2 separate regions of the Homo sapiens genome follow, and region 1 is linked to region 2. Evidence: chromatin contacts called from ENCODE Hi-C or POLR2A ChIA-PET data. All regions are on one chromosome and are shown on one strand. The core of a region is the stretch at or near the end of the contact, and the rest is flanking DNA. Distances in the headings are between cores, read along the strand shown. Region 1 has its middle 14 kb from the start of DEGS1. Region 2 overlaps CNIH4 (cornichon family member 4).

The links. A loop is a pair of places that touch in the nucleus more often than their neighbours do. ChIA-PET counts read pairs that join two places held with the same protein, here RNA polymerase II (POLR2A). Pooled maps may share reads with other maps.
Region 1: a pooled map shows a loop between it and region 2 (3-fold over the local background). The contact joins two enhancer-like sites. A Hi-C loop is called at or near these places in 1 of 168 maps with a recorded cell type or tissue (endothelial cell of hepatic sinusoid) and 9 of 50 pooled maps. POLR2A ChIA-PET finds 5 or more read pairs at or near these places in 5 of 52 experiments (B cell, CD8-positive, alpha-beta memory T cell, HepG2 and 2 more).

Annotation. Positions count from the first base shown.
Region 1 is chr1:224,167,821-224,170,829 of GRCh38, forward strand. No RefSeq gene overlaps it. Among named protein-coding and RNA genes, the nearest start is that of DEGS1, 14 kb to the right of the region's middle. RefSeq lists enhancers at 1,301-2,270, 2,271-3,009. Within about 2 kb of position 1,316, at least 9 of the 41 ENCODE cell types and tissues checked have a DNase peak (open chromatin) inside an H3K27ac peak, as active enhancers do.
Region 2 is chr1:224,378,737-224,381,895 of GRCh38, forward strand. It overlaps CNIH4 (cornichon family member 4), which reads left to right. Exons shown (of 5, transcript NM_014184.4): 5 at 1-716. Among named protein-coding and RNA genes, the nearest start is that of MIR4742, 18 kb to the right of the region's middle. Within about 2 kb of position 1,460, at least 5 of the 41 ENCODE cell types and tissues checked have a DNase peak (open chromatin) inside an H3K27ac peak, as active enhancers do.

The DNA.
Region 1 (3,009 bases), core at 66-2,565, 210 kb before region 2:
TGAGGGTGAAGTCTTCATGAATGGGGTTAGTGTTCTTTTAAAAGAGACACCAGGCTGGGTGCGGTGGCTCACGCCTGTAATCCCAGCACTTTGGGAAGCCGAAGCAGGCGGGTCACCTGAGGTCAGCAGTTTGAGACCACCCTGGCCAACATGTGAAACCCCATCTCTACTAAAAATACAAAAATTAGCCAGGCATGGTGGGGTGCACCTGTAGTCCCAGTTACTTGGGAGGCTGAGGCAGGAGAATTTCTTGAACCCAGGAAGCAGAGGTTGCAGTGAGCTGAGATCATACCATTGCACTCCAGCCTGGGTGACAGAGCGAGACTCCATCTCAAAAAAATTAATTAATTAATTAATTAATTAAATAAAAGGGACCTCAGAAAACTCCTTCACCTCTTCTGCCATGTGAGGTTATAGCCAGAAGACGGCCATCCACGAACAAGGAAGCAGCCCCTCACCAGATACTGAATATGCCAGTGCCTTGATCTTGGACTTCCCAGGCTCCAGAATTTTTTTTTTTTTTTTTTGAGACGGAGTCTCTGTCACCCAGGCGGGAGTGCAATGGCACGATCTGGGCTCACTGCAACCTCTACCTCCCGAGTTCAAGCGATTCTCCCACCTCAGCCTCCCGAGTAGCTGGGATTACAGGCATGCGCCACCATACCTGGCTAATTTTGTATTTTTAGTAGAGATGAGGTTTCTCCATGTTGCTCAGGTTGGTCTCAAACTCCCGACCTCAGGTGATCCACCCACCTCAGCCTCCCAAAGTGCTGGGATTACAGGGGTGAGCCACCACGCCCAGCCTAATTTTTGTATTCTTAGTAGAGACGGGTTTTCACCATGTTGGCCAGGCTGGTTTCGAACTCTTGACCTTGTGATCCATCCGCTTTGGCCTCCCAAAGTGCTGGGATTATAGGCGTGAGCTACTGTGCCTGGCCAGACTGTTTTCTTAAAAACCAAAAGCCTGGGAAGAAAAACAAAATATCTTGCAAATGTATTCTCAATCCCAGTCAATCCCCTGCAAAACTCAGACTCTGGAAGAATGAAAGCTATGCGCTCTTTTCTCCACTCATTCATATTGTTGGCTTCACACAGATAGAAAAAGCTACTTCATCCTGCAGAACTGCTCTATCAGTTCATGGTGTTTTCCTGGATCCTGGACCCCTGCCTTCCCCACCATGAGTCACCTCTGGATCGAGTCCATCTTCTATTTGGGATTTGGAACCAGACAACCTTTGTCCCTTTTTAGCCTCTGCTGCACTCTAAGCTGTGTGATCTAAGACACGTCACTCACATTCTGGAAGTATTCGCTTCCTCATACATGAAATGGGGGAAATTTCTCTAACCATAAGCCTGCGGTTTTGATTTCAGTGCTCACTAGTTCAAGACTTTTCTTCTTGCCTATGCCCCTTCACCCTCTTCCTTTGTCAATTTCCTTTTTCATAAGCTGTGGCTGCTGGTGAGTAAAATAGTCATCTGAGTACAACTGCTTTTGCATGAGCTAGACTTGGAAGGGTGCAAATGGAAGCAGATTCATTTCTTCTCAGTAACTGCTCTTTTAGACTGTCCTGTTGCATTGTTCTGCCCTGATCCCAGAAGGAATCTCAGGCAGATCCCAGAGCCTTGTAGACTCTCCTGGTCACTAACAAATTAATCACCTTTATCCAGTTATTAAAAAATCCAGCCCGATCCGAAGAAAGACTTTATTGTCTCAATTGATTAAAGCTTCTTTCCTCTTTTTTTTCTCTTTTTTTGAGACGGAGTCTTGCTCTGTCGCACAGGCTGGAGTGCAGTGGTGCGATCTTGGCTCACTGCAGCCTCCACCTCCCGGGTTCAAGCGATTTTCCTGCCTCAGCCTCCCAAGTAGCTGGGATTACAGGTGCCTGCCACCAAGCCCAGCTAATTTTTGCATTTTTAGTAGAGACGGGGTTTCGCCATGTTGGACAGGCTGGTCTTGAACTGCTGACCTCAGGTGATCTGCCTGCCTTGGCCTCCCAAAATTCTGGGATTACAGGCATGAGCCACTGTGCCCTCCCGCTTCTTTCTTCTTTCTGTAAGTCAGGCCTGAGTTGGACTTCGGAGAAGCTTTGAGTTGGGCTTCTCCTTTTCAGTGGAGAAGGGCAGGAAGGAGGATGTCTTCCATTTATTCTCTTTGCTTTTCCTCCTCCCCCTCCTGCAAGACTCTCTGCTGTCTAACTCAGTGGGGAGGAGAGACAGAATAAAGAAAAAAAATCTGCATTACTGGTATGGTTGGAATCTGTCATGTGTGTCTCTTGGTTGAGGCAGAGATCACACTTTGGGGCTGTTTTCCCCAAGGCATTTTCCACTGTTGTTGTTGCTTTCTTTTTCTTTTTTTAAGAGATAAGGTCTTGCCCTATCACTCACTACAGTCTTGAACTCCTGAGCTCAAGTGATCCTCCTGCCTCAGCTTACTGAGTAGCTGGGACTACCATGCCTGGCTAATTATTTTTATTTTTGATAGATGCAGAGTCTTGCTACATTGCCCAGGCTGGCCTCAAACTCCTGGCCACAAGCGATCTTCCTGTCTTAGCCTCCCAAAGTGCTGGAATTACAGGCATAAGCCACTGCTGTCAGCCCTCCATTGGTTTTTAAATAATCTCCTCACGGGTTACCTTCACCATGAATTTTTCTTCCAAGTTACCATACAGCTGACTCATAGGAACCCCTCCTTAGCCCTAGGTATCTGGTGGTAAATGTTCTTTCAAAAAGAAGCATTAGGATGCATGACCTATGAGGCCATAGACAGCAACCAAATCTAGCCCTTGTCAAACGGTTACACATCTGGTCCACCTATACCTGATCAACCTGGCAGAAAAGCTACTATCAGCAGAGACCCTCTGTCCATACTCAGTGACCACGGACAGCTTCTGATTTCCCCTCACCTTTAGGCATGCTCAAGTCCAAGTCAGGTACCAGTCCCTGTGTCTCTCCAAACACAAAAGTCAAGTTGGAGGAATGGTTCTGAGAAACTCTTCACTTGGCTGTAAT
Region 2 (3,159 bases), core at 210-2,709:
TGTTGTAACTGGGAACATCTGAATGCTGAGGCCTAGAGATCGTTCAGGGTGTTGTAACTGGGAACATCTGAATGCTGAGGCCTAGAGATCGTTCAGGGTGTTGTAACTGGGAACATCTGAATGCTGAGGCCTAGAGATCGTTCAGGGTGTTGTAACTGGGAACATCTGAATGCTGAGGCTTAGTCCAGTGTTCTCTCTCCCTTACCACTCCTCTTCCCCTTCCCTCTATAATGGCAGTACCCAGGGCCCGGTCCATAGACTACTATCGAGTGCTCCTATGTGCATCTTAGTACGTATCATTTTCCCTTGCCTTTTTCCTTCTATCCTTTCAGTGGTAGCAACTGCCCTTGCTAATCACCGTAACCTCGGCTGAGAAAGAAGAGGAAGCGAAATCCAAGATGCAGCTCAGTTCATCAAAGCCTAGCAGGTCCCCTCAGCTGCCTTTTCATGCCTGCCACAGACTACAGTAGGACAAAACCTGACCTGGTCTTTGAAGTTAAGAGCTAAGAAAGCTTCCTATAGTAGTATCTCCCATGGCACTTACCACATTCTATCTGGTATTACAGTTATTTGTATGCAATTAATCACTCTTAGATTGTATGTTCCTGGAGGGCAGAATATGCCCATTCATATTTGTATCTTCTTCCTTCTGCTCTTGGCACCTAACACAGTGCCTTGCACACAAACAATAAATGATTGTTGAGTGAATAAGTAAACCTGATTGTGGTGTTCTATTGCTTTTTCAGCAAGAAGTCAAACTGATGGCCTTTAAGTCAGAGAAGCAGCAATGGAGCAACATAATCAAAGTTGACCATCTTTGTTTTCAAGACAGTCACATTATGAAATATTCTGACATGCTAGGCTAGGAAATGGCTATAACTGGTTCACTTGAGACTGGAGAAATCAGCTTTGCTAACAGGTAATACTTTGTCAAGTAGTGAGAAATATTATATACTAGGTATAATTAGTTGTCCCCAAAATCTAAATAAACTTGTTCTAATATATGGAAAAGGGCAGCAAGATAGAGAAGGTAAGTTTGAAATTCTACAATATCTGGATCTTTGTCACCTGAGTTTATGTACTTTAAACCAAATATACTATTTTACTATGTAGTATAGCAAAGATTGAAATATTCTTGGTAAATGAAGCCTTTTGGATCTAAGCCATATTTTTCAGGAATTTTTGAAAAGGTAACTTTTTTTTGCTTCAGTTAAATACAGTCTAATGACTGAAGGTCATTCAAAGCTTTCGGGTTATCATTCTTCACTACAGTAATCACAATAATGGTCTGGACATGCTGAAGGGACTGTTCACTGAGCTAACTTGGTTCTGAGCTCAGGTGCTCTTTAATAAGTTCTTGGGTAAAGGCTGCTTTTATTTTTAATTGCTTCCCTCTGAAGCTGGGTGGAGAAGAGTGAGTGGGTGGGTGGTCGGAATCAGCAGGCTGAGAGAGAACTCAGTGGTTTGCCTGTGGCTTCCTCTGCTGTATATTTGGTTTGCTACATCCGTTATGGAGCAATCTTGGTTTCATCTATATCAGTTCCCATTAAACGTTAGCACCTAGTTAGAATGTGAGTTAGTTGAACATACACTTTAATTCCTGTTTTCTAGATCTTATTTCACAGGTTGGATGCAAACTGGGTGAGAATTGAACCTCTCGTGTTGCTTAATTAAAAGTAACACATTTGACTGCCACTGGTATCTATCAGAAAGAGACCTGTGGAGCAGGTTGAATCCTCTGGGGTAGCTTTATATAAATTTGCCAACTTTCTGGGACAGAGTAATAGGATTTACCCGTGTTAGTTGGTAATTTTCTATTTTACCAGGTACAATAATCAACTTACGGTCATACTTGCTGATTCAAACAGCAGAGAAAAAAAATAAACTTACAGTCATTCTTCTTTTATCCATTACCTACCACCTTCTTTGCCCTCCACTGCCCTCCATTTTGAAGCAAATCCCAGACCTTGTTACATCTGTCATATTTTAGTATGTTTCTCTGTAAGATAAGGGTTCTTAAAACACATGCGACTAGAGGAGCAGTGTCACACAAACTGGCAATTCCTTAGAATTAAGTATCTAGGCCAGGCACAGTGGCTCATGCCTGTAATCCCAGCACTTTGGAAAGACAAGGTGGGAGGATCACTTGAGGCCAGGAGGTCGAGACACCCCTAGGCAAAATAGTGAGACCCCATCTCTTAAAAAAAAATTAGCCGATATAGGCACCTATATAGTCCTAGCTACTTGGGAGGCTGACGTGGAGGGATGGCTTGAGCCCAGGAGTTCAAGGTTACAGAGAGCTATGATCACATCTCTGTACTCTAGCCTGGGTAACAGAGCAAGACCCTGTCTCTTGAAAAAAGATTAAAATTTGTTGTGGAGGTTTCCCTCTACAAAACTTGAGTCTGTTTTACAATTAGAGCAATCAGGCCGGGTGCGGTGGCTCATGCCTGTAATCCCAGCACTTTAGGAGGCCAAGGCAGGCAGATCACTTGAGGGCAGGGGTTCAAGACCACCCTGGCCAACATGGTGAAACTTCATCTCTACTAAAAATACAAAAATGGGGCACGGTGGCTCACGCCTGTAATCCCAGCACTTTGGGAGGCCGAGGCGGGTGGATCACAGGGTTAGGAATTCCAGACCAGCCTGACCAACATGGTGAAACCCCGTCTCTACTAAAAATACAAAAATTAGCCAGGCGTTATGGCGGGTGCCTGTAATCCCAGCTACTTGGGAGGCTGAGGCAGGAGAATTGTTTGAACCTGGGAGGCAGAGGTTGCAGTGAGCCGAGATCGCACCACTGCACTCCAGCCTGGGCAACACAGTGAGACTCCATCTCAAAAAAATAATAAAAATAAAAAATAAACAAAAATTAGCCGGACATGGTGGTGCGTGTCTAGTCCCAGCTACTTGGAGGCTGAGACGTGATATAATCGCTTGAACCTGGGAGGCAGAGGTTGCAGTGAGCTGAGATCCACCACTGCACTCCAGCCTGGGTGACAGAGCGAGACTTAAAAAACAAAAAAACAAAAAACCCCGAAGCAATCAATATGAAGGAGTCTCCTGAATTTCAAGTGTCATTTCCTTCTGTCAGTTAAGGAGTTCACTAGAATCAAAGTGGGGCCTTAAACTTTTCATCTATCTTTGACAAGTTTTAAC